2 separate regions of the Homo sapiens genome follow, and region 1 is linked to region 2. The links are chromatin loops, found by intact Hi-C in ENCODE. Cell type or tissue: sigmoid colon. All regions are shown on one strand. Each heading gives the region's core, and the rest is flanking DNA. Links, peaks and the distances in the headings are about the cores only.

Evidence for each region. Hi-C counts contacts between places; a loop is a spot of excess contacts. Peaks named below come from ENCODE experiments on the same cell type or tissue, not always from the same donor. Only the 100,000 strongest peaks of a DNase experiment are listed, where the experiment ranks them.
Region 1: it touches region 2 in a loop (8-fold over the local background); 77 of 110 quality-filtered maps call a loop at or near these places.

The regions. Positions count from the first base shown.
Region 1 is chr13:37,102,686-37,118,815 of GRCh38, reverse strand. CSNK1A1L (casein kinase 1 alpha 1 like) reads left to right here and starts at 13,152. Exons shown (of 1, transcript NM_145203.6): 1 at 13,152-15,557. The coding sequence starts at 13,560. The coding sequence ends at 14,573. In sigmoid colon, for the core only: a CTCF peak has its summit at 9,542 (motif pointing left); no DNase peak of the experiment used is centred there.
Region 2 is chr13:37,594,667-37,610,796 of GRCh38, reverse strand. POSTN (periostin) reads left to right here and starts at 12,029. Exons shown (of 23, transcript NM_006475.3): 1 at 12,029-12,189; 2 at 13,515-13,613. The coding sequence starts at 12,071. RefSeq lists an enhancer at 15,160-15,809. In sigmoid colon, for the core only: a CTCF peak has its summit at 7,779 (motif pointing right); no DNase peak of the experiment used is centred there; H3K4me3 peaks cover 1,874 bases.

The DNA.
Region 1 (16,130 bases), core at 5,470-13,469, 490 kb after region 2:
GATGACCTGCTGATTGAAGATTAATATAGGGATGGCTGGAGACAGTGCTGCGTGCTTATAGTTCCAGCTACTTGGGAGGCTGAGGCAGGAGGATCGCTTGAACTCAGGAACTGAAGACCAGCCTGGGTGATACAATGAGACCCCCTCTCACACACAACACACACAAAAAAATACTAAATAGAAAATGAAAATTTTTCTACTTGAATTATTTAATTCAACACTTCATGTCCTCATTTTGCTTTTAACTAAAAAAATCTTACCTGGCATGATATTTATTTATTATTTGAAAAGGAAGTCTGATATATAAGCATATCAGAGATAGAGTAAAAACTCTATCTCTGTTCTAGCCCCTAAACAGATATAGCTGACTCTAAGGAAAAAAGAACCATAAGCAATAAGAAAAAGCCACTTCTCTCAGAACACATGGGGACCTTAGATAATTAAGATCCCTCTAAAAGAAATTAACACAAAAGAGAGAGGCCGTCACTCTCTTCCCCGTCTCCACCCTAAATTATCACACCCTGGGGGAACTGGGCTGTGGAAAAAATTTAACTCTAGAGCACCTTCTGCCAAGAGTGAGATAAATTATCAGCAAGCCAGTAGGGTTTGGGCAGCAGCCCCAGAAGCTACCATAGCATGCCAAGGATAGAACAAAGCACCCGGTGGCATGGCACAAAGCAGTGAAATGTTGCTGAGCACTTGGCAAGCACTCTCTGGGGGCTATAGGAACACTGAGGAAAACTGTTGCTTTCCCTGAGCTGAGGGGTGCTAGAGTCAGAGTGATCCATGATATAGGTGTTCAACGAAAGAATCTGTGAAATGTTTCCAGGAAGAAAATCCATAATGTTTTTCCTATCACATATATAGGAAAACATTTTTTAAATCGTGTATTAGTGTCACATAATCTCTGTTTGCACTAGAATCATACAAAAATGCTTCATTTCGTTTTTGTCAAAGACGTTATTTATCTGAAAAATAAGTCAGACTTAAGACTTTACTTTTCAAATAATATGAAATTTCTCTCTCATGCCATGTGAGATTTTCTTCGTTAAAAGCAAAATGAGGTCATGAAGTGTTGGACTAAATAATTCAAGTAGAAAATTTTCAATCTTTTATTTAGTTACCCATTTCAATTTGAGCTGTACAATCTAAGTTTTCTACTACCCAAGTACTTTGGTCACGGTTGTTTTCAACAAAGCACTAACATCCTTGAATTTTCACTTCTCTTAACATTTCAGAAATAGTTCAAACCACTTAAAAGTGAGAGGGGATATTTAAAGCAATGTTATGTGAAAAATACCTCTATTTCTCTTCTTCCTATTGCCCTTCAACCCCCTCCCCCACCCCATTTCAACACAACCTAACTTCCCTCCAGCTAATCCCTATTTCTGTACTTACCTTCAAAGCTACACTTCTCATTGTGCACATTCTTTTCCTCATTTCCCCACCCCTCATTCACTCATCCCACTTCAATCTGGCTTCCATCCCCTTTGCTACACCGAAACCACTCTCCCTAAAGTCAATGAGCTCCATCTCCCAAAGGTATTACTTCTCTGAAGAATTTTATAGTGCTGGCCCGGAGCAGTGGCTCAGGCCTATAATCCCAGCACTTTGGGAGGCCGAAGCGGGTGGATCGCCTGAGGCCAGGAATTCGAAACCAGCCTGGCCAACATGGTGAAACCCTGTCTCTCTAAAAAAAAAAGTACAAAAAATTAGCTGGGCGTGGTGGTGGGCACCAGTAATCCCAGCTACTCGGGAGGCTGAGGCAGGAGAATTGCTTGAATCCAGAAGGCAGAGGTTGCAGTGAACCGAGATCGCGCCATTGCATTCCAGCCTGGGCAACAAGAGCAAAACTCTGCCTAAAAAAAAAAAAAATTGTATACTTCTAACCACTTCTCTCTCCCCTTGTACCTATGGGCTGCAGCCTCTTACATCTCTGGCCACGTCTCAGTGCCAGACTTCTCACCCACCAGTCTTTAAATATTGATGCTCTTTCAAACTATCGCAAGGACAGAAAACCAAACACCGCATGTTCTCACTCATACGTGGGAACTGAACAATGAGAACACTTGGACACAGGATGAGGAACATCACACACCGGGGCCTGTTGTGGGGTGGAGGGAGGGGGCAGGGATAGCATTAGGAGATATACCTAATGTAAATGAAGAGTTAATGGGTGCAGCACACCAACATGGCACATGTATACATATGTAACAAACTTGCGCGTTGTACACATGTACCCTAGAACTTAAAGTATAATAAAAAATAAAATAAAATAAAATAAATAAATATTGATGTTGTTTGTGTCTCAGCCACGGGTCCTCTCTCTCCCGACACTAAACTAGTGATTGCACACACCTCAGGGGGTGAAGCCCTCCACTGAAGGGAAAATCCAGTATCTAAAGGGGAAACCCAGCTCTGGGTCATTACTGGCATGCAGAAATAAAAAAATAAATGTTGCCTGATTTTTTAGTTTTTCAAGAGTAGCTTCAATCTGGATCATGTGGAACCTCCTGATTTTTAAATACTGGCAAATAAATGATTTTCTAATAATTGTAAAAGCCAATTTGCTAATCAAAGTAAACCCAACATGCCTACTAGAATGTTTCTTCTCTCTCTGCTCTACTCTTTATTCTCTTTTCATAATATCACCCATGACCCATAGTTCAATTACTATATAAACACCAACTTGTAATTACTTATCTGTACAGTAGACCCTTTTTGAAGCTCCAGGTAAATTCAAATGCCTGCCCAACATTTTTACTTGGATGTCTTAAAAGTGCTTCATATTCAATATGTCCAAAACAGAATCTCCTAATCTGATTCTCTTAGAAGAGCAGACTTATTTTATTATCTCCAATAAATGACATAATTATGGTCACTAACAGCTATGTGTCAGGTGTAGTTGGGCATATGTATATGCAAAGGTGTATAAATATATATTTGAGCCTTATATATGTGTGTGTAATATACGTTTGAGTATATGATATCTATGTGAGATATATATCTTATATATGTGATATAGATACATATATGTGTATCAGTATTACAGCACTAGTGTTGCCAGAATATAGTAAAGAATTATCTGTTAGAAAATAATGATAAGACTTGGAATTGACTCAGAAGAGAATAGCTTACATGAAAGTCACAGTGAGGAAGGTGTCAACTCAATATAAGGCAGAATGTCTTATCTGTAGGGCCTGCTGTGGTGGATGCCATAATTCACAGGGTCTCCTTGAGGAAGGAAGGACTTATTCCACTAGCTGCAGGAGGACTGCCAGAAGATGTGCCTCAGTTTTTAACCTTCCTTGGGGATGGCCTCAGCTGAAGAGAATTGCCTTGCCAAGATGGCACCTCCTTTTGTGGAAGCCAGCCTGCAATGACTGGTCATGATGGAGGTATAAAGGCCCGGCCCTCCAGCCCAAATTCATGATAACTCTGAGGGGCCACTGAAGGCCCAAGCTCACCATGGGTTCAGCTAAAGCCTTTGTCCTCTGCCCTATAGTATCTCCTTCTCTCCTTTCTCAGGGGTGATGCCAAGCCAACTCCCTAATAAATGCCCCGCACCTTAATTTTCCTAAGTCTGCTTCCTAAAGAGCCCAATTTAAGAAACTTGCCCAATGGCAAGTGGAATGCTTGCATCCTAAGTAGTCTGAATGCATTGCTGGTAATGACCAAACAGAGATAGCGTTGTTATTTTTGAATGTTATATTTTGAATGTTACATTTTGAATTTCAACAATGTTATTTTTGAAAGATGCATACATTGGATGTCTTCTAATGTTCATTTCAAATGTAAGATTTTATCACTCTCAGTTTTGAACATCGGAAATCATATGATTAACGTATTTTATTTACAGAGTACTTTACAGATTATACATATTATCTTACTCAAGCCTCCCCAAAACCAAACGAAGTAGGTAGATTATTAACCCCATCTTACAGAGGAGAAAACCAAGGCTCAGAACATTATTTGGTCCAAGATTACATATTTATTAAATAATGGATCTTGTGGTTAAACCAAGCTCTTCTCACATTTGAGCATATAACCAAAATTTCTTTCACCATATCAATTATGCGAAAGGACTAAGACTTTTTATAAAAATACTATATAATCAAAATGATATTAAACTTTTAATTTGCTTTGCTGTCACCAGTATTTTCAATGAGATTTTTTTAAATCATTGAAAATGCTGCTGTATTTCTATTCGCCAGGTCTAAGTAATTCCATCCAAGAATTTTGATGGGATCTTTGAGATTTACAGGATTTTTTTATTATTTCATTTGATTCTACATGAGAGTCTGCCTTTCTGCTCAGTTGTATGGAAATGTTCTATGATACATACCTGGCAGTACGTATTTCATTGCCTCCAGACTGCCAGGACCAAAGCCAGAGATCCCTTAGCAAACTGTTGCATGTTAACAAGAACATTACAATAGCAGATGAAGGAAGCTTTGTACAAAATATTTCTGAAATAAAACGTTAGCAGGTAGACTCTATTCTAGCAACCACCAAACCAGACAAAGGAAAGACTAGCCCTTCAGGTTACCGGAACTTGAGATTTTGTGGTAGAAAAACTTAAACAAAAACCAGACAAGTGCCCTGCTATCATCTTCAGAGTTACATTAGATTCTCAGAATGGGTGGAAGACAGAACTATACTCTGAAGAGAGACAAAAGCATCTTCCCCTGGCTCCCAATTATGTCCTTCAACACAATAGTATAATCCAAATTAACCTTACAAGAGCAACAAGAATCCAGAAGTCTTCATGGACTCTAACCAGACCATATTAGCCCTTCCATTAAAGACTATTTCATACTTGATTTTATGGAACCCCCTTGGAGGATCCTAGAAGGGAAGAGACTTTGTAGTTATGAAATCCAAGTGTACTTTGTTACCACTTTTCTTCTTTCAGGTAACAATGAGGGTTTAGTGTGCACCAGACCAAGTCAAGGGCTTTGTGTGCATTATTTCAATGAATCCTAGCTACAGTTTTGAGATTGCTAGTAATATGTCCTTTATGCAAATAAAAAAAGTGAAGCGCACTTTTCCTAGGACCGCTTGGCTTGTAAGTGGCAGAGCTAGTGTTTGGCTTTCTCTAGCATCTGAGCTCTTAACAGCTCCACACTGCCTTTTCTAAGTCCTTCAAAATGAAAAACATTTAGTCATCTAAATTTTCCACAAAATGTAGCACAAAATTGTAGATTGTGCTATGCAATCTGCAGATTATGTTAAAACTGAGTAAAATCCACCTAGTTCAGCAGCAAGAACTCTAGCTGAACAGAAAACAGGATCTTTACAACTCCACTGTGTATATGGCAACCTGGGCTATAGTGTAGACAGGGGATATTGTCAGGAATCCTACTCTGACCAGTGGGCTTGCCCACTCCAGATTTAAGGAGTCAAAGGAAATAGCTCTCATTTACATGATTTTGAGTTTTCTTGAAAAGCAAAAGACAATTAGTATTTTAAAGGGCCACAAATTACAGGAATAACCAAAATGCAGTTTCTAGCATTCTAGAGGCCAAAGAAAAGCAGAAAAATAGAGTAGTTTCTCTCAGGAGCCAGAGTTATTGGAAATACATTTGACAACAAGAATTTAAAGACTATTACAGAAACATATGGCATAAAACATCATATCCCATTCAAGGGATCTAAGGTTTCAAATAAAGAAGTTAAATCCTCTCTATAACACAAAATATTTCTGTAGGTGGCCTAAAAGAACAAAATATGATCATATTACTATTTCCTTCCAGTCCTGCAAACTACCATAGCTCTGTTGAATACTACTATGCCAAGTAATTGTGGACAAGATTCGGAGAACTGGTTCTCAGTTTCTCCACAAGTCACTGAAAACCATGACATGATTATTAGAAATCCAGGAAAGAACAATACTGATGCTTATAAAAGAGAAAATGTAATGAATAAAAGACCAAGCCAGATTATTAAGGCAGTGAAACTACTGTTTATGGTATTTTAATGGTAAGTACACATCACTGTACATTTGTCCAAACTCACAGAATGTATGACAAACACCAAGAGTGAACCCTAATGTAAACCATGGACTTTGAGTGATAATGAGGTATGAATGGTTCATCAATTGTAATAAACGTACCACTCTGGTGCCAAATGTTGATGGTGAGGGTGGCTATGCATGGCTGGCAGGGGGTAGGGAGGATATGGGAACTCTGTATTGTCTGCTTAATTTTGCTGTGAACCTAAAACTTCTCAGAAAAAAAAAAAAAAGTCTTTAAAAGAAGATGACTAGCCCGGGGTCACATGACAGAGGCTGGGAGACCCGTAGAGGTCCATAGGCAGCATCTTAAAGAAACAGAGGATGAGTAAACCAAATTCCACAGCTCTACCCTGCTACGTTCCAGTCATTTGCTCCATTATGCCAAATAGCCACAGAATATTTACAACCCTCTCCTCCTTGTACTCTTCATGTTGTTTGCACAGAGTTGTCTACTTTTAAAAACGTATTGTATCTATTTTATTCAATTTACTTATTTTTTAATTAATTTATTTTTGTAGAGATAGGGTCTCACTCTATTGCCCAGACTGGAGTGCACTGGTGCCATCATAGCTTACTGCAGTCTCAAACTCAAGCTCAAGTGATCCTCCTGCCTCAGCCTCTCAAAGTGTTAGGATTACAGGCATGAGCCACAGGGTCTGGCCTTAGTGTGCCTATTTTAAAAGGAAATACTCACAAAGTAATGAGTTAGTAAAATCCATTATTGAACATTTTAGTTGCAAAATTAACAGTTACTGATGCTCACTGTACAAAAAATTGGTCTATAATATTTCCTTTTTGCAGCAAAGTTTAGCATAGATAGCAGTAATTTTAGCACTTATAAAAAGTATTCAAAGCTGTGTGAAGGGTACATGAAGGATCATTACATTATTATCTACTTCTGTACCTGTTTGAAATTCTCTTTGATATGAAGGTTTTCTTTTAAAAAAACTGAAATATAAAACCTGCTTAATGTACCAATAACTCTACATAAGGTAATTTAATTGCTATCAGATTATGTTATTATAGTCATAGAAAAATATTCTGTATTCTATAGCACCATCATCTGAAAACATAGCATAGTATTTAAGGATCTGAGTTCAGGAATCAGACTGCCAAGGTGCATTCCACATACTTCACTTCTTAGCTGTTATAACCTTGGAAAAGTTATTTTGCTTAAGCTCCAATTTCCGCACCCAGAAAGGGAATAACATCACCATAAAGCCAGTATGAGAATTAAATGACATAAAATGTGTGTAAAGTCACAGCACAATGTCTGCCTTATAATAGGTGTTCAATAAATGTAAGCTACTATTAATATTGCAAGGTTCTCATAGATATTATTCCTCTAAAATTAAAAAAAGTAGTAAAGCCAATAAAGAGCTCTAATCTATAGATGGGGAATGAGCTCAGAGAGTCACAATTCAGAAATTAAAAAACATTTCCCCATTCTAGTGTATTCCTAAATTATTCCTAATTATTATGAAGGAATATATGTATTCCTTCATATTAGAATATATTCCAATAAATTAGAATATATTCCAATAAATTAGAATTTAAAATTTATGAAGAATTTACAAAAATAAAAGAAACTGTAAAATCCTTGCATAGTCTTTTAATACCAGTTAAATAATCCAAAGAAAGTTTTGCCATTGACTCACTCAATCAGTTGTCAAGTTGACTTTGGCTATTACTTCTCACCAGGCCTTCTGGTGGCACCTCCTCTGTGGCCTGTCTCACACTTAGCCAAAGATATGTGGCTTATTTGGATTCTCTCATAGTCTCCCCTGCATAGATACATGGAGAACTTAGCAAGGCCCTCCAAGGCTATCATTTCTCAGATCTCCCTGTTAACTTCCAGGCTTGTCTACGAGTCCATTGTTTGCCGCAACCAAGACTGTAACTTCAGACTACCTGAACAGCTAGTCTTTTCCTTTCATTTGCCACAAAGATCACTATTTCTACTGACAACACCACTGGGTGTGAAGTTTTTCCACACTGTGCGCCAAACCGAATGATCCCCCTTTGGCAGGGAAGCTGCTGGTTTTCATATTCAGCAGTGCTCTCATAAACTTCTCAACAGATCCACCTTGGGAATGGGGTACAGAAGACATGGATAGGAGAAGCCCCAGATAAGAATACCATAGACTCCCACTGCTCCTACTAACTTACATTCAGCATTTTTTTGTGAATAATTGCTTCTCAATTTGTTGTATGCCTTTGGTGAATTTCAAGAGCCCTGAAATGGTTGTTTTTCACAATATTGTCCAGTTTTGTTATTGTATAATATTTTATTAGAAAAAAATTAAAACATGCAATGTTTTACCACAAAGGTAAATAGTAAGACATGTTCTAAATTGTCTAACTGGTAGCCATTATTATTAGTATTTTGTTTTATAGACAACAATTATATGCAAAATAAAATGTTCATCCAATCTCAATGCAATATTGGCCCTTGTCTAGACACTGTTTTTATGAGGAGTTACATTATCTAATATTTAAATTATTCAAGTTCCTTAAAATGTAAGGATTCCAAAAGCTGGTACTAAACAATAATTCATTATTTAGAAACTCCTTTATCTCAAAAATATGTCTTTTCTGACAGATCATTAGGACTACTGTTTTTAAAAAAACAGGATGCTAGACATGTACTGTTAGAGTGTATGATGATTGGATAAAATTAAATATCTCTGTGAACATAATTATAAGGAACCAGGTTGAGACTTGAAAAATAAATATATTTGACTGCAGAACCCAGAGTTATAAAAAATATTTGTACTCTGCTGGAGATGCTCTCTCTTAGACAAAATTGTCAAAAAGGAACTTCACTGGGATTAAGTGCAAGCCTGTGTATGCACATTCAGGATGCACTAAACTGTAGTTCAGCCAATCCTTTTATTTTCCAATCCATTGTTCACCCTAATCACAGTCAAACTAATCACAAGATGAATCCATAAAATAATTAAAACAACCTAAATTAATGAATCATTTATACTTAGTCTCATTCATTTTGAACATCTGACATAATTACAACTTACAGCTTTTTCTTTGTATTAGAGTAGATAGCTGTTAGAACTTAAGCAAAATTCACTGAAAGGAACTGGAAGATGCAATAAGTGTGATGTCATGAACTGTTTTCATGTAATTTTTCTGATCTTTGAATAAAGTAACATAATTAATGAATGTGTTCACATAATGATCTGCCAACAATTTGAATGGTCTTAATAAGGTGACAACCTGCAAGAAAAAGTAAAAGAGGTTACACAACTCCTCACTGCTCTGGAAGGAAGTCCAGAAAGGTGCCAGAATTGCAATAACTTCATGGGAACCAAACAAAATAAGTAATGATTTTTAAGGCTGAAATTGAACCCTACATTCTCAATATAGTAAAATTGGTATTTAAGTGTTTTCTTTTTTTCAGATAAACATATTGCAAGTTTCAAAATGAGTGAACAGAAAGATGCAGAGCCATGGAGAAAATATTCTTTCATGAAGAAAGAAAAATCCAGCACATTACAATGACGCCCTCTGCTGTGATTTTTGATACTACACCAAATAACCTCATTTCCAATAGTGTCTCACTGTCTTTGCAGTGCCAATACTTCCAAAAAGCTTTGAGGAAAAAATGACTTAAATCCTTCTATAAAGTTAGTCATCTCCAGGATCTTTTAAAATTGAAGTGATTGATTCTGGGTAATGTTATTCTGAACATAGTGTTTGAGCCACATAAATGTCAGTAAATCCCTTAGTGACAGCATTATTTATTTAAGAACATATTTTGATTTATTTTGTATTCTATTTAAATAGTTCCAAAAGGAGATTATATTCATGCCAAATGGTTTCTGTAATGACAACTGCCGACCCAATTTGATAGCCAAAAATTTTTTTTTTTAACTAAGAAATTTTTGTGTCTCAAATGACCATTCTACTAAAGTGTCTCCATTTCCTGGGAAAAGATACCAAGAAGCCCAGAAAATTAACCCCAAAATTCATATGAGACTAAAACCAATGCCATTTGAGTATCATTTCTTAATTGCCAAAAGCAGACACGGACTTACAGGGAAGTGAATAAAGCCTCCTTTGCAAGGTCCCTTCTAAGTGTTAGGAGTGGACAGGAGTTGTGAAGTATTTCAGGTGGGGAGGAGAAGTCAGATTGCAATGTGGAAGCATTTCTATGTAAGAATTTCTGGTCAATTGCATCAAGATAGCTTAGGGGATAAAAAAAAAGACTTGACCCTCTAACACTCAGGTAAATTGCAATGATTTCTTTTCCTAAGTTAAATATTTCATGCCTGTTTGTTGTTGTTCTTGTTGTTGTTGTTGTTGTTGTTTTCTTAAAGAGGGCCACAAAAAAAATTGTATAAAGTTCAGGACTGACAAAACCCGAATTGGCTGTTAAACAGTACAATACTACCCAGTACAATCCTGCCCAGAATACGTTATTTTACTTTTACTGGGGTCATCTTATATTAATAGAAATTATTTTAGAGGCAATTTTGAAATCAAGGCTAAATCATAGCTTTAAAATGCATTGGTAAAATACTTTATACAATTAAAGAAAAGAAACAGAACTAATATATTCCCAACAGTGAAGCCACCCAGCGTTCAGGAGCCTCTGGCTGTTGATGTCTATGTAGGGGTTAAAAGTACTGGCTTTGGAGGCAGGCTATCCTGGATTTCCATTCTGAATCCATCATTACCTACCTATGCCACCTTTGGTGAGTCACTCATGCCTGCAAATAGGAGGCATTCAATAACTATTTGTTGAATGAATGAATAAATAAAGAATGCATCAACCCCACACACTGTCCACAAAACTTTATGAAATACAGTAGTTCAATTTACTTCCATTTTAAAAACTATTTGTTGCACATCTTTTATGGAAAAATTTTGGACAAAAGGGTAGGAGGGGATGCAAGAGTTTAAGCAAAGTGTTGTTTGGGTTTAAAAAGAGTATTTATATTTGGTTGAGGAGATTGGAAAAGGTTTCATGGAGCAAACAGCATTTAAGGAAGAGCCCTGAGATTATTAGGATTAGACCTGGGCGATGGGAAAGATAAAGCAGGCTGGAAGCATTTCAGGCTGAGGAAACAACACCATAAGCCAAGACCCAAAGATGAAAAAATGCAGGGAGTATGTGTTCGGGGAAAAATCCGCAGTCCCACCGGCTTGTGGTAAGAGAATTCATGGGAGACTGGATTGGAAGCTATTCAGGGTCATATCATCACTTCAGTTACTGATCCTCCCCATTCTGGAGATGCTCACAACTTCCCTGTAAGTGAAGGTTCACCCAACCACCATTATAAGTTACACTTGACCTTCTTTATAGACAGTGCCTTTATTTAACTGGTACAAAAAAGTATGGGACTTAGTAAACAATAAATAAACTATAATTAAACTATTCTAGTTCCAGAATTGAAAGGGGATTTTTTGATTCAAGCTTTTGTCCATGTATGGGTTATCTGTAACTTTTTTGAATAGTGACTTCTCTCACATAGAGATTATTTGAATTTCAAGGTTCGTGTTGAAGCCATTGACTGGAAGACTGAACGGGAAGGAAGCATAATGGGCAGTGGGTTAACAACATAAATTTTATTCTTGGTTATTAGAAAGGAAATTGTTCTCCAGGCAAATTTCAACAAAGTTGGATGAGTAAATGAAAGAAATGCCATTCTAGTTGGTACGGTATAAAAAGTAACTACCTTGGGTCAGAATTCAGTTTCAAATTGGCCTCTGACACTTGTCTGTAGTGTGGTCTTGGGCAATTCATCTAACCTCTCTATGCCTTGATTTCCACTTGTATAAAATGAGAAGTACAATCATAATAATAAAATATGCCAGCAGTATACTGTATTACTATCCACCTGAGGTAGGAGTATGTATTTTCACCCCACTGTCTTTGGACCTGGCCATGTGATGTGTTTTGCCCAGTGGAATGTAACATTTGCCACTCCTTTTATTATGAGAACAGCATGCTCCTAAGGAGGCTGCTCTTTCAGCCTGCATTCTAGAACAAAGAGGACACAGGAAGCAGAGATGCAGCTGATCTACAGCTTACATAAAACCTGAATGATAAATAAACTTTGTCATTGTAAGCCACTGAGATTTGCGAGTTGTTCCTGCTGCAAAGCCAAGTAATATACTGCGCTACCCACCTCACATATTTGTCTGAAGTGGACTTTAAAAATGTTTTAAAGCACTTTATAATGTTCTATGCCCGTCTATGTCTCAAACCAGCTCCTTCTCTCGCCATAGATTGATGCAGGTCAGAAAAGTTAACAGCACTAACTTATGTGAGACAGTAAAGTGAGAATACCTGCTTTCAAAGCTGCACCTCTCTCTCCTGCCTTTCTGCCATTGGCCCCCAAATTCGTTGCTACTGCCCCGTTAGGATTATACTCAGTTCCTATCCCATCTCCTCATAAAACAAAATAATCGCACGGGTTTTGTTATTTGTGATGTGAACTTTCATAAAAATATTGAAATGGTACCGCTTTTTCTGCTAGTGCTGGCCCCAGTTCTTCTGAGAAAATGCTCAGAACTGCCGGCTTCTGTTTCTTCTCCATATTTTGGTTAAATTTTACTTGAATCCTTCATTTAGTCAGTTTTGCCAGAACGTCTCTGTGGAATCCTATTTAAATTCAAAGCACTCTATGAAAAAATTTCAAAAGGATCGCTTTAAAAAAAAAAAAAAAGACATTTCAATTTAACTAGCAGTAAGTAACTCTTGTTGACTAAACTCATTAAAGAAGCAACCACTGAGATCACACAGAAAAACCTCAAGAGGTGGCACCCCGACTCGCATTAACCCAGGGAGACATGATGGCTAAGGAAGTAGATGGGACAATGACTGGGCCCGAAAACAAGAAAATCTTTGTTATAAAAGCCTCCCATTTCTGCACGATTAAGTTGAAAGAAGGTGAGCTTCGAGTTAAGCCTAGGCAGTTTTGAATTCCAGCTCGCCCACAATCTCTTGCAACCTTAGGCCGCTTACCTGAGACTCAGCCTTTCTTACCCAACAAATCAGGGAAAATAATAGCTACCTTACAAGACTAGCAAGTTTGTCTTAAATGGAGTGAGATGAGTGGAACACCTAACAGAGGTCTCAGACAATAACAGCTTCTCCAAAAATTCTCGATTTGTGGTTGGCTGAGGTGGAGGAACAAAATGGCGGCGCCGGCGGCGTGACCGGGCCCTCTGGCCCACAGCCGTTGGTAGCGGTGGCAGCAGTACTGCTGCCCCAACTCGCTGTGCCCCCTTTCTCAGCCCACGACATCGCCACGACAGCGAGGCAGCGACCGCCACCGAGAAAGAGGTGGTGGCCCAGCCTGGAACCTTGAGAAACCCTCGCAAACTGTGGCCTGGCGGAAATCCTGGTGTGCTGCAGGGATCAGGCTGACTCCACGCCCTGTAACACCGGGAAACGCCTCGGTGGCCATTTCCAGCAGCCCTCATCCTCAGCCTTGCGGGCCGGTGGGCCCCGGAGGCCTCCATCCTCCCCTAGAGGGGTCAGGGCTGAGCCCAGCCTCCATCTTTGCCTCTCAGGATGACAAACAACAGCGGCTCCAAAGCCGAACTCGTTGTGGGAGGGAAATACAAACTGGTGCGGAAGATCGGGTCTGGCTCCTTTGGAGACGTTTATCTGGGCATCACCACCACCAACGGCGAGGACGTAGCAGTGAAGCTGGAATCTCAGAAGGTCAAGCACCCCCAGTTGCTGTATGAGAGCAAACTCTACACGATTCTTCAAGGTGGGGTTGGCATCCCCCACATGCACTGGTATGGTCAGGAAAAAGACAACAATGTGCTAGTCATGGACCTTCTGGGACCCAGCCTCGAAGACCTCTTTAATTTCTGTTCAAGAAGGTTCACCATGAAAACTGTACTTATGTTAGCCGACCAGATGATCAGCAGAATTGAATACGTGCATACAAAGAATTTTCTACACCGAGACATTAAACCAGATAACTTCCTGATGGGTACTGGGCGTCACTGTAATAAGTTGTTCCTTATTGATTTTGGTTTGGCCAAAAAGTACAGAGACAACAGGACCAGGCAACACATACCGTACAGAGAAGATAAACACCTCATTGGCACTGTCCGATATGCCAGCATCAATGCACATCTTGGTATTGAGCAGAGCCGCCGAGATGACATGGAATCCTTAGGCTACGTTTTCATGTATTTTAATAGAACCAGCCTGCCGTGGCAAGGACTAAGGGCTATGACAAAAAAACAAAAATATGAAAAGATTAGTGAGAAGAAGATGTCCACCCCTGTTGAAGTTTTATGTAAGGGGTTTCCTGCAGAATTCGCCATGTACTTGAACTACTGTCGTGGGCTGCGCTTTGAGGAAGTCCCAGATTACATGTATCTGAGGCAGCTATTCCGCATTCTTTTCAGGACCCTGAACCACCAATATGACTACACATTTGATTGGACGATGTTAAAGCAGAAAGCAGCACAGCAGGCAGCCTCTTCCAGTGGGCAGGGTCAGCAGGCCCAAACCCAGACAGGCAAGCAAACTGAAAAAAACAAGAATAATGTGAAAGATAACTAAGCGTGAATGAGGAACAGAAGAAGCAGAGCAGATGATTCGAGCAGCATTTGTTTCTCCCCACATCTAGAAATTGTAGTTCATATGTACACCAGCTAGTGGCTGTGAACAACCATTTAGTTGGTGTAAAAAACTTTATTTCAATATAAACTGACTCTGGGGAGCGTTGGTGATGCTGTATCCCAAAGTGTAGCCTCTGTAATTGTGAATATTAACTGAGGTAGTGAAACGTGGTGTCTGGTTTTCTATTGCATTTATTCAAGTAGAAAAGTTAACTAAATGGTTGACACACACGAATTGGTGGAGACATTGTCCATATGCCAATTTTTTGTTAAAACCTTTTATTTTGAACTAGACTGCTTTGAGATATCATTTCAGAAGGACAGTATTCAGCCACAGCTGCAAAGGTTGTAAATGCTTATGATTGAGCATTTTTAGGGTTTCTCCATCCCTGGGGTTTGCAAATTGTTCACATAAAGAGCATTCTTAAAATGGTTGGCTTCTTGTCTGTAAGCCAGCTGATCTAGTAGTAACCAAAAATTCCAGTTTTGAGAATAGGAAAGATTCCGCCTGCTTACCTGTGAAGACATAAGAAAATCTTAGTAACTACCAGATTATCTTTAGAATTCCACATTAACTATATCATGTTCTCGGTATTTTAAAAACAACAACAACCATATTTGTCACAGAAATTTAGTTAACATCTTACAACTGAACATGTATGTACATGGCTTAGATAAATGTAATCACCGTAAACACCCATATGATCTGGGATTTTGTTCATATTTTGAAATGGGAGCTTTTATGTTTTACAAGTTCACTAAAATCTGAAAACTGTTTCTATAAGGAAATAATACTTTTTTAAACAACAACCAAAAAATGCCTTGCTGATTCACTAGGAAATAAAAATCTCCCCAATTTTTTGATAGTCAACTTCGAGCCATTTGTTACATGATATTCCCTTGCAAGTAAATTTTATTTCATTATATAACTTTTTTCAATGTTTTTATTCTAAAATAATCGTTTTGTATGAAGGGGAAATGTATTCTTTCATTTTTCTTTTTCTAATGACTTGTGGTAAAATATCTAGTACTGCACCTGCCAAAACTTGGTATTGTTACTTCTTCCACTGACTAATAGCTGGGCTGATTTCAAATAAGAATGCAAGCATTGAAGGGTTTGACTACAAAACATTGTTGTTTAAAATACTTGTGAAATGGCTATAAGCAGTTGACTTTTACCCTTGGAGAGCACACTGTGAGGTTCTGTGATCATTGACCCTCCCTAACCCCCGTCTGCTTCTCTGAATTATCTGTGTGTGCGTGCTCTTCCTCTCAATCTTTTTGCACGTTCTTTTCTTTTTCTCTGATGCAAGATAAAGGAAAACTCATTTTCCTTTTAATTCTTTAAATCGTGTAATTTATTCACTTATAGCATGTCAGGATAAATTAAAAGAACATTTGTCTGAAAATGCTGCCAGGAGCCTATTGTGTAAATGTAGGCATTTTGTAAAATAACCTTGAAATTGTAAATTGCCACGTTTGGTCAGATTGTGTCAGG
Region 2 (16,130 bases), core at 5,226-13,225:
TAATTATTTTCAAAGTAGAAGGTGATTATTTAAAACTAATACTTTTTACCATGAAATAAGTAAATAAATAGTTGTTCCAGAATTTAAAATGGAAGGATTTTGAAAATAAATCACAGGAGAGGCCGAGCACGGTGCCACATGCCTATAATCCCAGCACTTTAGGAGGCTGAGGCGGGCAGATCACGAGGTCAGGAGATCAAGACCATCCTGGCCAACATGGTGAAACCCCGTCTCTACTAAAATACAAAAAAATTAGCCAGGTGTTGTGACGCGTGCCTATAGTCCCAGCTACTCAGGAGGCTGAGGCAGGGGAATTGCTTGAACACAGGAGGCAGAGGTTGCAGTGAGCCAAGATTGCACCACTGCACTCCAGCCTGGGCGACAGAGCAAGACTCCATCTCAAAAAACAAAAAACAAACAAAATAAAAAACAAAAAAACCTACTATTTACCATTTCTGTGCTTTCCACTCTTACTAGTAAGTCCAGATTTCCTGTTGTCATTTTGCTGAGTCTGAAGAATTTCCGTTAGTCACTAATGATGCATTCTCTCAGTTTTTATTTATTTTTGCTTCATCTAATTTTTAGAAGAATCTTTTCTATTCAAGAAAAATTCTAGGTTGACTCTTTTACTTATCAGTAGTTATTATAGATGTTGGAAGAGCCACTGACATGTACACAACAGAATTTATTAGTGATAATTCCTATGTAATTAATTATTTACTCCATCTTTTCATATCAAATTTTCTCTAGTTTAGGCTGTTTGATTTTTCTGATTGTCAATGGCCTTTTTGAGTTCCACATCAGGGCATGGACATGGACAAATTAAATTAGTATACTTGGTGTCATGGTTAATTTTCCCAGCCCTCAGACTTAAAGTGAGTGCTCTAGTTTTGGTTTTTGTAAGACCAGGGAATGAAGTTCTTTTCCTTTTTTTTTTCCCCATGGCGATTTAGATCAAAACAAAGAAAACTGGGTCCCTATGTCTTTTTGAGTGTGGTTGATATTCAAATTGAAAGTCGACTCTTAGTTTAGTCCCTCAAATTGCTTTCACAACTGGCTCTGGTTTTAAATCACCTGAAACTTAAAAAACAATCTCCAGCCGCTTTTACATGAATACCCATTTCACAAGAAAAAGTCACATCTCTGTAAATTCCTTGACCTGTACACACCCTGTCAGGGCCTTGAAAAGCCTGTAAATGCCATTGTAGTATCACTATTATTTTTCTCTGAGAAATTACAGAGTACAAAAGCCCCAAGGTTTGAAGCCAGGGAAATGTATTTGTAATTTTCATGACATCAGTTTATGTAATAGTTCCAAGAATCTCCACAAGTCCCAATCAAGATAAATATGAAGAGATCCATATCTCAGCACACCACAGACAAACTGCCCAAACCAGAGATGGAAAAGAAATCCATAGGAATAAAGATACATTGTATTCAGAGGAAAATGACAAGAGAGTCAACTTTTATCAGAAACATTGCAATCCAGAAAATAAAAGAAAAAAACTTATAATAACTGCCAACAAGAAAAAGTCAACCTAGAATTTTCTTGAATAGAAAATATTCTTCTAAAAATTAGATGAAACAAAAATAAGTAAAAGCTGAGAAAATGTGTCACTAGAAACTCTCTTTGTAAGAAATGCAAAAGGAAATTCTTCAAGCTGAGCAAAATGATACCAAGAAATCTGGATCTACTAGAAGGAATGGAAAGCACACAAATGGTAAGTGGCGTTTATAAATATTACTTATCCCTTTTCTTAAATAGTTTAACTGACAATTAACTTAAACATTATCAATCACAATATTTTGAGTTCACAGTTGCAAAAAGAAGTTGCAACCACTAGAGGTCAGACATTTAAATCTGCAATGTGATACTTCATATTACTAAATGCTAAAATCATCCAGTTTTTCTAAATTATTTTCTAATATTTTCTAAATTTTCTTTATTACTAAAAGTCCTTTCTTCTCTAAGAGCTCAAAGAATGTCCTGCCTTGGTAGATAGATATTTTACCCTGTATTTAATTGAACACAAAATCCCAAAGGGAAATGTAATCCAGGAATACAGAAAGATGGAACACCATCAGCAGGGTGATTTTCTGATGATTTTCTAAAAATAAAATATAAATAAGGTAACCATTTGATGTATAGCAGTTGGCATATTTCACAGTACTTTCACATACATGATCTAGTTTAACCACAGGTTAGAGAACTCTGTAAGCATTTCTAGGTCTACCAGGAGTCTTGGGGTTTGAACACCATTTCCCAATGGACACAATTTTTTTTATTTTTCTTATTACACTTTAAGTTCTGGGACACACGCGCAGAACATGCAGGTTTGTTACATAGGTATACATGTGCTGTGGTGGTTTGCTGCACCCATCAACCCATCATCTACATTAGGTATTTCTCCTAATATTATCCCTCCCCTTGCCCCTCAACCCCCGACAGGGCCCAGTGTGTGATGTTCCCCTCCCTGTGCCCATATGTTCTTATTGTTCAACTTCCACTTATGAATGAGAACATGCGGTGTTTGGTTTTCTGCTCCTGTGTAAGTTTGCTGAGAATGATGGCGTCCAGCTTCATCCATGTCCCTGCAAAAGACACGAACTTTTTCTTTTTATGGCTGCATAGTATTCCATGGTGCATATGTGCCACATTTCCTTTATTCAGTCTAATATTGATGGGCATTTGGGTTGGTTCCAAGTCTTTGCTATTGTGAATAGTGCTGCAATAAACATATGTGTGCATGTGTCTTTATAGTAGAATGATTTATAATCCTTTGAGTATATACCCAGTAATGGGATGGCTGGGTCAAATGCTATTTCTAGTTCTAGATCTTTGAGGAATTTCCACACTGTCTTCCACAATGGTTGAACTAATTTACACTCCCACCAAAAGTGTAAAAGCGTTCCTATGTCTCCACATCCTCTCCAGCACCTGTTGTTTCCTGACTTTTTAACAATCGCCATTCTAACTGGCCTGAGATGGTATCTCATTGTGGTTTTGATTTGCGTTTCTCTAATGAGCAGTGATGATGGGCTTTTTTTCATATGTTTGTTGGCCGCATAAATGTCTTCTTTTGAAAAGTGTCTGTTCATATCCTTCACCCACTTTTTGATGGGGTTGTTTGTTTTTTTCTTGTTAATTTGTTTAAGTTCCTTGTAGGTTCTAAATATTAGCCCTTTGTCAGATGGATAGATGGCAAAACTTTTTTCCCATTCTGTAGGTTGCCTGTTCACTCTGATGATAGTTTCTTTTGCTGTGCAGAAGCTCTTTAGTTTAATTAGATCCCATTTGTCAATTTTGGCTTTTGTTGCCATTGCTTTTGGTGCTTTAGTCATGAGGTCTTTGCCCATATCTATGTCCTGAATGGTATTGCCTAGGTTTTCTTCCATGGTTTTTATGACTTTAGGTCTTACATTTAAGTCTTTAATCCATCTTGAGTTAATTTTTGTATAAGGTGTAAGGAAGGTTCCAGTTTCTGTTTTCTGCATATGGCTAGCCAGTTTTTCCCAACACCATTTATTAAATAGGGAATCCTTTCCCCATTGCTTGTTTTTGTCAGGTTTGTCAAAGATCAGGTGGATGTAAATGTGTGCTGTTATTTCTGAGGTCTCTGTTCTGTTCCATTGGTCTATATGTCTGTTTTGGTACAATTGCTATGCTGTTTTGGTTACTGTAGCCTTGTAGTATAGTTTGAAGTCAGGTAGCGTGATGCTTCCAGCTTTGTTCTTTTTTGCTTAGGATTGTCTTGGCTATACAGGCTCTTTTTTGGTTCCATATGAAATTTAAGGTAGTTTCTTTCTAATTCTGTGAAGAAAGTCAATGGTAGCTTGATGGAGATAGCATTGAATCTAGAAATTACTTTGGGCGGTATGGCCATATTCACAATATTGATTCTTCCTATCCATGAGCATGGAATGTTTTTCAATTTGTTTGTGTCCTCTCTTATTTCCTTGAGCAGTGTTTCGTAGTTCTCCTTGAAGAGGTCCTTCACATTCCTTGTAAGTTGTATTCCTGGGTATTTTATTCTGTTTGTAGCAATTGTGAATGGGAGTTTGTTCATGATTTGGCTCTCTGTTTGTCTATTATTGGTGTATAGAAATGCTTGTGATTTTTTCACATTGATTTTGTATCCTGAGACTTTGCTGAAGTTGCTTATCAGCTTGAGGAGTTTTTGGGCTGAGACGATGGGGTTTTCTAAATATACAGTCATGTCACCTGCAAATAGAGATAATTTGACTTCCTCTCTTCCTATTTGAATACCTTTATTTCTTTCTCTTGCCTCATTGTCCTGGCCACAACTTCCAATACTATGTTGAATAGGAGTGAAGAGAGAGGGTATCCTTGTCTTGTGCCTGTTTTCAAAGGGAATGCTTCCAACTTTTGCCCATTCAATATGATATTGGCTGTGGGTTTGTCATAAACAGCTCTCATTATTTTGAGATATGTCCCATCAATACCTAGTTTATTGAGTGTTTTTAGAATGAAGAGGTGTTGAATTTTATCGAAGGCCTCTTCTGCATCTATTGAGATAATCATGTGGTTTTTGTCATTGGTTCTGTTTATGTGATGGATTACATTTATTGATTTGCATATTTTGAACCAGCCTTACACCCAAGGGGTGAAGCCAACTTGGTCATAATGGATAAGCTTTTTAATGTGCTGCTGGATTCGGTTTGCCGGTATTTTATTGAGGATTTTCACATCGATCATCAGGGATACTCCTGAAATTTTCTTTTTTTGTTGCGTTTCTGCCAAGTTTTGGTATCAGGATGATGCTGGTCTCATAAAATGGTTAGGGAGGAGGCCCTCTTTTTCTATTGCTTGGAATAGTTTCAGAAGGAATGGTACCAGCTCTTCTTTGTACCTCTGGTAGAATTAGGCTGTGAATCCGCCTGGTCCTGGGCTTTATTTGATTGTTAGGCTATTAATTACTGCCTCAATTTCAGAACTTATGATTGGTCTATTCAGGGATTCGACTTCTTCCTGGTTTAGTCTTGGGAGGGTGTATGGGACACAAATATTTTGAGTCTCCTGTCATCAAGTGAGAGTCTATATGCTCTCTTCACCTTTTTGCGTTCATTTTTGGTGGCTTCAACCATTAGCATATGTGGCAGAAGATGATGGCCGTGGGTACTCTGACATCAGCTCATAAAAGACCATGCATATTCTGCTTTGTTTGCTGGATCACTGAGCTGTCATATGTCTAACTCCTCTGAGGCCACTGTGTTGAAGAAGCCACATGTAGGTGCTCTGGCTGAGAATCCCAGTAGAGCTCAGCCTTTCAAACATCCTTGTCAATCTGGGGACACGTGACTGAATAAGCCATCTTGGCAGTGGATCTTGCACTGCAAGGGGTCCTAATTGACCACTGGCAGTTATTGAAATCACCCCAGCTATTCCAGTCTTCCCAGCTTAAGCCACAGACATCGTGGAATGGTATGGCTAACTTGCAAGTTATTCCCATTCGGCACTATCTGAATCTTTGATCAACTGATACTTGAAGCGTATCAAGTTGGTTGCTACTTTATGGCACTAAGTTTGGAGTGATGTATCAGGTAGCAATAGATAACTGGAACATCCAGGGAAATTAACTGAGTTTCCCTACCTTCCTTTCTGCTTTGTCAAAGCTGACATGTGTAAAATGTGGGTCAACTTGGGCAAATGATTTATTCATCTCAATTATCCCCTGTGTAATAATCTTGTAAGGGTAGAGGAAAAAAAAACTATAAAAGATTATCTGCCACATGGTGAAAACACATCTTGATAGATGTTTAAATGCAACTGAAAAATTGACAAATCTGTTTCTAAATTGAGGTTCCCCAAATAATCTATCTTGCTGAAGAATTATTAATTCACCACCTCTATGGTTTTATACTGTTTGGATATGAAGTCAGTTTCTCATTTTAGCGGAACTATCAACTCACATCCAAGCAAATGATTTCCTTCGCACACTGTACTTTGTATATGAATTTCAAACAGTGCTAGTATGCATTTAAGCCATTATAATGAATATGCTGCTCTTGTTTTTATTCACCTAACGCCTGCATACTTGTGTTTGTTTTACTTAAAGTGAAAATAATTTGCTAAAGGTAAAAATGCACTTCTGGGTGCATGTGTTCCTATGAAACCTAAAAGCAGACTGGAAAAATCAAAGATTCTTTTTCCATTTAAAGCCCAAAGCTTCCATCATTACCACAGACCTTTTTTTCTGAAAAAGAAACAAAGAATTAGTTTCTGTGTCCAATGAAATAGTTTCTTTTCCACCCGCCACCCCAACCTCTACCCTTTAACTTTCTCTAATGATATCACTCTTTTTGTTGTTCATTATGTACTGAGAAGCTATGACATCCAAACCCCTGTTCAGGTCCCACATGGCCTGAAATCCTGTAACTCATATAATTCCACTTTAACTTATCTAATTCCACTTTCTCTACAAGTATGTGTCCTTGGGAACAATAATAAAGATATAAAGAGTGTTGCACATTTGTTAGCATAAAAAGAAGAGCAGGTCTTTTCCATTTTTCCCCACAGCACTAACAGAGTATCCCAAGATTGTTTTGCATATAGGACAACAGAAGTGAATAAAAACCTTCATCAGATGCATGCCTCTTAGAGAGGAAAGCAGAAACCCTCATGATATATGGAGAGAACAAGAAGAAGAAATATGGGGATAACAAGAAGAAGAAATTTTGTAACTATTCGATTTCTGCAATTGGAAATTCATCACATAATATCATTATCTGGTGAAGTGAAGCAACAAAAGTTATTTTAGATCAAAATATATTCAATGTGTCTGAGAATAGCTGGAAGATTATGATTGAAAAATGAGGAATAACTCAACTTTGGTTGGCACTTTTCCTAGGAAGAAATCTGAAAAGCTTTTCAGACGTAGAGAGGAAGCATATATAGACCCTGTACTAAAAACACTGGAAATAGACAAAGGGATTTTGAGGACAGTGTCGGACATAGACAAATCAGCAGAGAGGATATATCAGTGGAGAAATGCAGGTCTAAGCATGGGACCTGAGAGTATTTCTATTTCAGAGGGAAAGGATCCAAGGAAAGTGATAAATGGTTGATTACAAATTATGGAGTTACCATAATTTAGTCCATTCTTTCAGCAGACCAAATGCTCCAGATGGGATGTTGAAATTTTAGCACTATGAAAGATAGATGGCTACAGAGTTCTTTTAATTGCAGCAATTATCCATCCCTTCATCTTACAGTCTAATCTGGAAGAATATTAAAAGTTATTTGTGGGCAGGAGACAGATGATGAGTAGGGTCTTAATTACATCTCAAACAAAATCATCCAGAACCAAATGAGAGAGAAGATGCAAGCCATGTCAACAGTATCAGGGGGTCAGAAGTAAGGGGTGTATAAATGTGAGAAGGAACCAAAGAATGAAATCAGACTGCAGAAGTGATTATTTCCAATCATTTGTTTGAAGTAGAAAAATTCAGTCATAATTTCTAACCACATGTCACTCTTTTATGTCAGTGTAGAAAAAAACCACAGAAACCCAGATTAAAAAAAAATGAAGCTATTTATGTCTCGGCCACATACACAAAAAAACGGGACTAGATTTTTCAACTTTTATCCAGATTTGGCATCGCTTATTGTGGCCAATATGTATTGGCTGTAGAATATTTTATGTAAGAGTGCATCATGAATCTTCAGTTGACTGGCATTTTGAAACACAGGTAAAATGCCTAAGATTTTTATGTAAGTTTTATATTGATTATTAATTTAATCAAAATATGGTATCTGTGCTTCTAGAAACATTGTATACTATACTTTCTCCACTAGATGTCTCCAGAGAAATGCAAGTAAATACTGCTAATAAAGATACTGTTAATAAGCACCCAGTTTTAAAATTGCAAAAGTACCCAGTTCAATTAGGATTAAATAGTTACAAGGATTGACTATTTAATATGAGAGTGGACCTGACACTTGATAGGCTTTTAAATGATGTGAGAGCTTAAAGTTATACCGGAAAGATGGCATACTACTCGCATTTATTTCAGAAAGCCTTTTGTCTTGCTGCTAAATGAGTTAACATTAAAGAAACATCACCTCATGTCTACTTTGCACTGCAGTTAATCATCTCTTTCTCTGAATATGATTTCATTATTTTAGAAATGTTGGCCAGAAGATGAAGATTTATGGAATATACAGAGGAAATCCGTTGAAGTATTATGTCAAAAGGATGGCGTGAGAGTGCCTACAGTTCTTGTAGACTATACAATGTGTCCAGCCACAAATATCTGAGCCTATATATTTCTTCTTTGGCCTCTTCAAGTTGTTCATTGATGTTCAATTTTATTTGGGCTGTATGCATAGTTTAAAAAGGGAAAAAAACCATGAAATCTAACTTTTGTTTAATTTGAATTCCTGCTCCTGTAGGCTTAGTTCAGCCTAACCTAGTCATTTTAAGAAAACATTTTCCCTAGCTCAAAAGAAACAAAGATCACTGGGTCTTTGCCAGAACTTCAATTTATAGAGCTGTTAACCTAGCTGTCCAGGAAGCCTGGGAACCTCACTAGACAAGATAGTTGGACATGGAAGTGCTACCCCCAGGAAAGTGGGGCACTAACTTCAAGACCTTATTATGTTTTACAAGTAAGTTGCAAACTACATGTAGATTGCAAATAGGCCAGAAAGAAAGCAAAGTGATGCTCAAGAAATGTTTTCACGATCCTGTAACCTATATGTTAAAAAGCAGGGGCTTAGAAATAATTTGGCACAAATAGCTACTCTGGATCATGCAAAACCAAGGAAATTTTTACTTTTAAAAAATCTGCACTTGGCTTGAGTATCCAGGTTTGTTGAATCCACAGTCTATGTCCAATCTTAGACAGTATAGGGCAAGTTTAAGGTTAGTTACATGCTGGCGGCAGTAAGCATGATATTACAATGAGTTCATAGTCTCCAGAGGCTACAAGTCTTGTTACAAAGATCCACTAGATAATTTGCAAACTGACAATACATTAGCATCCCGACAGCTAGAAACAAATGATCCTCTCTTTCAGTCACATTATTTTTCTTCAGTTACATAGTAAACCATTTAGTTTTCATGAATGACTTATATTTCTGGGTCACATTTTGCAACCCTGAAAGTCAGACTTAATTATCATCATTTCAATTTTCCTCCCATCTCCCAGGAAAATTACATGGACAACCCCAGGGTCACTGTCTTTTTCTGATGCAGAAGAATAAGGGTCCTGTGTGAAGAGAGACGGTGGGGGGCAGGGAAGAGAGAGAGAAAATTTGACCCTTGATGAGTGCTCAGAAAGGGAAGAATTATGTTCCTTGCAAGATTCTCAATATCTTCTCTAAAACTTGGACTACTCTTTCTTCCATTATCTTTCTTACAACTGTTTCCTTCCCTTATCCTACCGAAAACTTGCTGAGACTTCCTCCCACTATTAGGCATATAATATCACACTTCTGGCCTGGCCTTAGCTTTTTAAGTTCCAGTGCTATAATCTTTTTATGTTTACCCTAATTTTTTCCTTCTCTTGGGATATTCCCCAACATCTAAATTTGCAGGTAGTTTGTATGCACACCTGGCTTGCATTGTCAAGATCTTTCGTGATGTCATTACTAATCCTAACTTTAAATACTGAGGGCTGCTATTTGTTGATTTTCATGGGACTTACACAAGTTCCAGAAATAATGCTCAGGATGGATAGACTTATGGTCTCTATTATTTGAAGTGTGAAAAGAAAGATTTAAGACCTCTCTTTTAATTGTATGAGCATATATCATGCTTTCCACAAAAAAGCATAAATTAATCTCACCTGTCAGAAGGGAGAAGTAATCTTTTGAAATATGACTGCATTTCCATCTTCACTACTCATTTCATGTAATTATTTGTCAATTTAGACAACTGCAAGAGCCACGATGAATGGAAGCCATTAATACTAGTGCATAAAACTGGTTGCAAAGAACGACTAGGTTAAAATTGTTCTTGAAAATAATCAATAAAATTTTAATTCGTTCCAGGCAATATTAAGAAAGCAGGCAACATGGCAGGAAATTTTGATTCTTCCTTCACTCCTTGTATTCACAATCAGGTCTATCAGTTATCATTCCGGACTGTATTTAAAAATATATATTTTTTTACCCTTGATACTTATTACACAAGTCTATATCTCTTTCTCTGAGTACCTCATCCTTCACCTCCAGTCAAACCCTATTGGATTTGAGCAGATATCAGCTTCATTACAAAAAGGTCTGTAAGTAGTTACATCAGTCTAAAGATGAAAAGTGTGGCATTAGTAGCAGTGTAATCTATATTATAATGTCTAACTGGTCTAGAGTTGAAGACTTTTATATATCCATTTAACCAGGAATGTCCTAACAGCTAATTTAATAATATTGATAGTTTATCCGTCCTAATCAATAAGCAGTTACTGACCACCTGCCATTTGCACAACATAAGAGTAATAGAAAGCTATAATATAAAGCAAAAGATGACTTCATAAAGTCAGAATGATTCCATTCAGAGAAATGTAAATGATAGACTAAACTCTTCCTTCCACAAAGGACCAGGGTCAGAATATAATTTAACTTTTATGCTATCTCCTCTCCAGCTCTTCTTTTGAATTGCCCCTTCATTTTCTATAACTTAATCCCAAGATTTTCATATTGAAATGGCCTCTCGATCATATTTCAGCATTTGTGGTTTCACTGTGTGCTTTCTTAATAAACTAAGCAGCAAGTTGTAGAATATTTTAATATCCCATAGTGAGTTTAAGCATAACTCAGGATACTCAGAATCCTCTCTAGTTCAGTCCAGTTCCCCTAAAGCCTTCCCAATAGAACAACAAGGAGAATTCTGACAAAATCTCTCTACCTCACCAGTGGGAAAAGAACATGGATATGACATTACAGAGGGAGCATCTTGTAGCAAAATGGATTGGAATTACACTTTAGGATGGTGTGCAGCTTGTTTATTCAAGGAAGCTGATTGTGGTTACCATTTCAGCTCATTGTTTCCCTCTGATATTCAGATTTCTTTTATCCAAAGTTTTCTGAACATTTGACATATGCATGGAGTAGTAAGAACGCACATTCCTTTGGCTAGGGATTGCATAGTGTAACATTGAAAGGCTTTAGTTATTCTTGATAAAATCAGAAGAATCATTTTGGCAATGTCCATGTTTCCTAATATGTATTTAATTGTTCTAGTTATCTCTAGATTCGTAACACTTGCTTCCAATATTGGCTGCTTTTCACCAGTGGTTATCAGTAGATGTGCTGCATAGACATGTTCAACATCACATAAAGTGTGTCATGAAAAACAATAAAGCACAAATGTTTTTCCTTTCTGCTTCATTTCAAACCTTAGAGAAATTTGTCAGAGTAGATTTATGTTAACTCTATATGTTCCTTGATATTTGAAAAAGAAAGGAAATGAGAGGTAGCTCTCCTTTTTGTACGATAGCAAGGAAAATATGGACTCTCCTACATGGTTCTTCAGCAAGTTAGAATTCTTATTTCATATCTTACACAAGTTTTAAATCTATCCAGAGTTTGTTTTTAATCAACAGCCTTTACCCCCTTGTGATTGTCAGACTCGCATCTACCTTTGTTTTCTGGTAAAAATAATAATAATAATAATCTTTCAGTTCTGATGTGAACTGCAATAACACCTAACAATAATCTTGAGCACACAGACATTATACATTCTACTCTGGAAAGGATTGCAGAATATCTCTTAAAACTCAACAAAAGAATTTTTCTTAAAAACCCTCTAAGATACAAAGGAATAAAACTGAGACTTAAACATGCAGTGAGTCAATTGTTCATATGATTAAAAATAAGTACCTTCTTTATAATGAAAAGGAAAAGTAGCTCAATGTGTTCCTTAAATATAACTAACCAAAACAAATCTTAGCTGGCAATTTGAAGTTGCCGATGCTTCCTGGAAAGAGTTCAGACTCTCAGGTTGATGCAGTGTTCCCTCCCACAACTCTGACATGTATATAAATTCTGAGCTCTCCAAAGCCCACTGCCAGTTCTCTTCGGGGACTAACTGCAACGGAGAGACTCAAGATGATTCCCTTTTTACCCATGTTTTCTCTACTATTGCTGCTTATTGTTAACCCTATAAACGCCAACAATCATTATGACAAGATCTTGGCTCATAGTCGTATCAGGGGTCGGGACCAAGGGTAAGTGAGTGGTTTGGTTTTATAAACCATTTTTCTTTTTCCTCAGCTTGTTAGATGTTCAAGTATGCATAAAGTTTCTCATATATGCCTCAGGGTTTTTTTTCCTAATTATTATAAAGTAATAGGAAAAAAAGGAAAATGTGAGTATTCTGTGATTTATCTATGCACTTTTAAGCTTTAAGACTTAATTGCTCTCTAAATACCTTGAATATAATTGCTTTCTTATGAAATGTTATATAATTCTAATCTAATTAACACAATTTAGCTGGGCATTCTTTTATAATTCCATTTATTTATGTTTTTATTTTCTTCCAAAAATCTGAAATTGAGTTTTCAAAATTAAAAAATCTATTGTTAGGAACTATCATATGTATGCAAACAGCATTGAAATATCTCACATGATGTTAGAGAAAATTTTATTTAAATTACATATGAAGGTTAAATACTGGGTAATGTAACTAGTTCTCTGAATTCTTTGAAGCATTTAAGTTACTTTTAAACTCTGAATTCTGTAAAATTTGCAAAGGTAATTTATATTTTATAGAACTAATGCAACTACAACTAAGCATTTTTAAAATTACACATAATTTTGTAACTTATCCAACCATTTATAATTTTTTAAGCGGATCTTGGCACTTCTTCCTATGCCTCACAGGAATTTTCATAATGTTCACAAGCTTCTTTGACTTACAGTGAAAAAAGACTTCTGTCCCTTTAAGAGGGGAAGGGGAACCTTAAAATTGTGACAGAGGATGTTCTGATCTGTTACTTCCATTCAAAAAGATAAATTCTCCTTTGTGCAACCATATTGTTTCAAAGTTAATTTTAGCACATTTACTTCTGTGATTACTTACCTAGAAAATTACAGAGTATAGTGTCTGTGTACATAATAAACCTTGTCTCTTTTGCTCTCTGACCTCTCATTGTTCCAGAGAGCCCTGAAGTTATGGCCATCCTCCAAATGAGCACATGCTTGGTTTAAAAAGGGTCAGTAGATTATCTACCATTAAAAGTAATAAGGCACATAGAAATAAAATTACGTTCATACTGTTTGAATAGTCCTAGTTGGTTAACTTTTTGAAAAGCTTGTATTTTACTCTCAGAAATGTATAATTTTTCTCTCTCTCCCTGCCACCTCCTGTAGACTTTCGGTTTTTCAACAATTCAGTAGGATTGTGTCAATAATTAGATTTGTGCAAGGCTAGAATCATGTCTTTGGATATCAAATCCACATCTCAACATTTTCTTCTATCAACCAATCTTTAGATACGAAAAACTAGTCATTATTAGGACATTAACTTTTTTCCTTTCCCTCTATCCTCCAGCCCAAATGTCTGTGCCCTTCAACAGATTTTGGGCACCAAAAAGAAATACTTCAGCACTTGTAAGAACTGGTATAAAAAGTCCATCTGTGGACAGAAAACGTAAGTCTCTTTTTTTTTTCATAATATGTCAGTTCCAAAAACAACATCATGATGTATATGCCTTCCCCTGGGTGTACACACCATTCTTCTTGAAAATACTGACCAAAATTGTGAGAGTTATTTAAAGAAAAGAAAGGAATACATACGTGAATAAAGAAGTTCTCCCTGCATCTCCAATATTACTATTAGAACTCAGATTTCTTCCTGAATCCATGTGACATGGAGGCCAGAAGGAAGCAGATCACATGGCTCAGGATTGGGTATAGAATCCGTGTGAGTAAATGATGTTGTTTCTACTCCTGGTTTGGCCCTCTTTTATCTTAGGCAAGTCACTTAACCTCTGTGACTTAGTTTCCTCATTTTATAAAAAAGTGGGCCAGAAAAACAAACTGATTTAAAATATCAGAGTTTCTGAGGCAAAAAGTTAATGTTTGTCTCTAGTCATTTGGAAATTGTCTAAAGTATTCCAGTTTACCGGAGAGTTTTCATCAAAGTTTAAAGTTAAAAAATACTTGAGTTTTATCTCTTTATTTAATCCAGTGATTCTCCGTTCAAGATGCTCCATCCCCAGAGGTCCACAAGGTGATAACGGAAGCTCATCATTATAGTTAATATCTCAATAGCCCAAAGGATGATTATGTTTTAACATATGTTTCACTGATTAGCTTAAAATTTGAAAGCATTATTTATTACTTAATAGACATGCCTTCTGGTTTATTTTACCAATAAATATTGGTGGAAAAAAGTAATAAACACTCTGGACTTATTAAGGTCAAGAACCACTCCTGTGATCCAAAGTCTTTATTTTACAATGAGGGAGACCAGTCATAAATAGGGCAAGTAATGCAATCAGAAAGGTTTAGGTGTCATCCCCAGTCAAGAAAACAGTGCAAGTGGCTCCTTCCTGCTTCCTATTAATTTGAAGTCCACCCTCAGTGAAGGATCCCTTGAGAATCAAAAGACCCCAGGAAGAACCTGCTTAATACATCAGCATTAAAATTCAGTTACCCTAAGTTCGGGTGGAATAATTTATTAGAAACTTATTTCTAAGTTAATAATATTGGTATAAATCCTAAACATGGGCCAGGAGTGGTGGCTCACACCTGTAATCCCAGCACTTTGGGGGGGCTGAGACAGGTGGATCACTTGTGGCCAGGAGTTCGAGACCAGCCTGGCCAACATGGTGAACCCCATCTCTAGTAAAAAAAAATACAAAAATTAGCCGGATGTGGTGGCAGGCACCTATTTGGGAGGCTGAGGCAGGAGAATCGCTTGAACCTAGGAGGTGGAGGTTGCAGTGAGCCGAGATGGCACCACTGCACTCCCGAGTGGGCAACAGAGTGAGACTCTGTCTCAAAAAAAAAAAAAAAAAGATACTAAATATGGAATCACTTAACTTCTTGTAGACTTACCTGTAAAACATGGATTTAATAGCTATATTATAGAGTTTCTGAGAAAATAAAATGAATTGATAAATGTGAAATTACTAAGTAACCATAATGCATAATATCAATTGTTCTTAAAATTAAACTCTTTTAAACAAATGCATAGATGTAGACAGGAAAGGAAGTTGTGACCAGATGCCTATTTGAAATGCACAAGATTGTCTTTATTTCTAAGTAAGAACCATGTATACAAGGCATTTAAGCTTAGCTGGGTTGCATCTCCACATGGTAACCAAGTCTAGGGCACCAGAGGACTTTGCTGACCATCTCCTGCTCATTGGCTTAATAGAGTTTCAACATGATGTTATCTTTTGACCTGAACATTATTCCTATTATTGTGCAGACTTCTGCTAGACTTGTGAGTCATTCACACAATTATAATGCAATCAGTTGTTACAATGATCTCTGCCATGCTGCAAGCTAGGCCCCAGTAGGGACTCTAAGGCTCTGAGTTTTCCTCTTTGTTATTTATATTCTTGGATACCATGAAGCATATTTGAAATGCACACTTAACTAGATAAGAAAGGACCTTCACCCTGAAATGTTAGGGAGAATGCTTATTACATCCTTCCTAGAAGATAGAGAAGAATGCCATAAATTTACTTTAACCATCTAAATATATGAGAGATGTCAAGGCTTGTACAGAGGCTATGCCAAAATTCTTTCTTGCTTTCCATTAAAAAAAAAAAAATCACTACTTTGAAGCCTGGCTTTTTTTTTTTTTAACCAGAAATGTAACAGTGTCTCCTTTGTTCAATTGTATTAGCTTATTTTTCTAAAGTAGATTCATTTTCAAAAACATAGTTACGTCTGGGCACTGAAATAAATGTAAATGCTAATTTCAAATAACCAAAGAAATCAATACTATTGACAGGAAGACTGACTGGTCTGCCATCTGCTTGCTTCTGCTGAAATTTCCAGAGATATCATCAGGACTTTATGATCAGATGACAGAAATGTTTGCCTTTCAGCTGACAGTTGCTCTGGGGATTTGAGAAAAGTAAACTGAGCAGGCCTAATGAAAAACGTGAAGCTTCCTAGGGTCAAGATATTGTCCAAAATATATATTGGT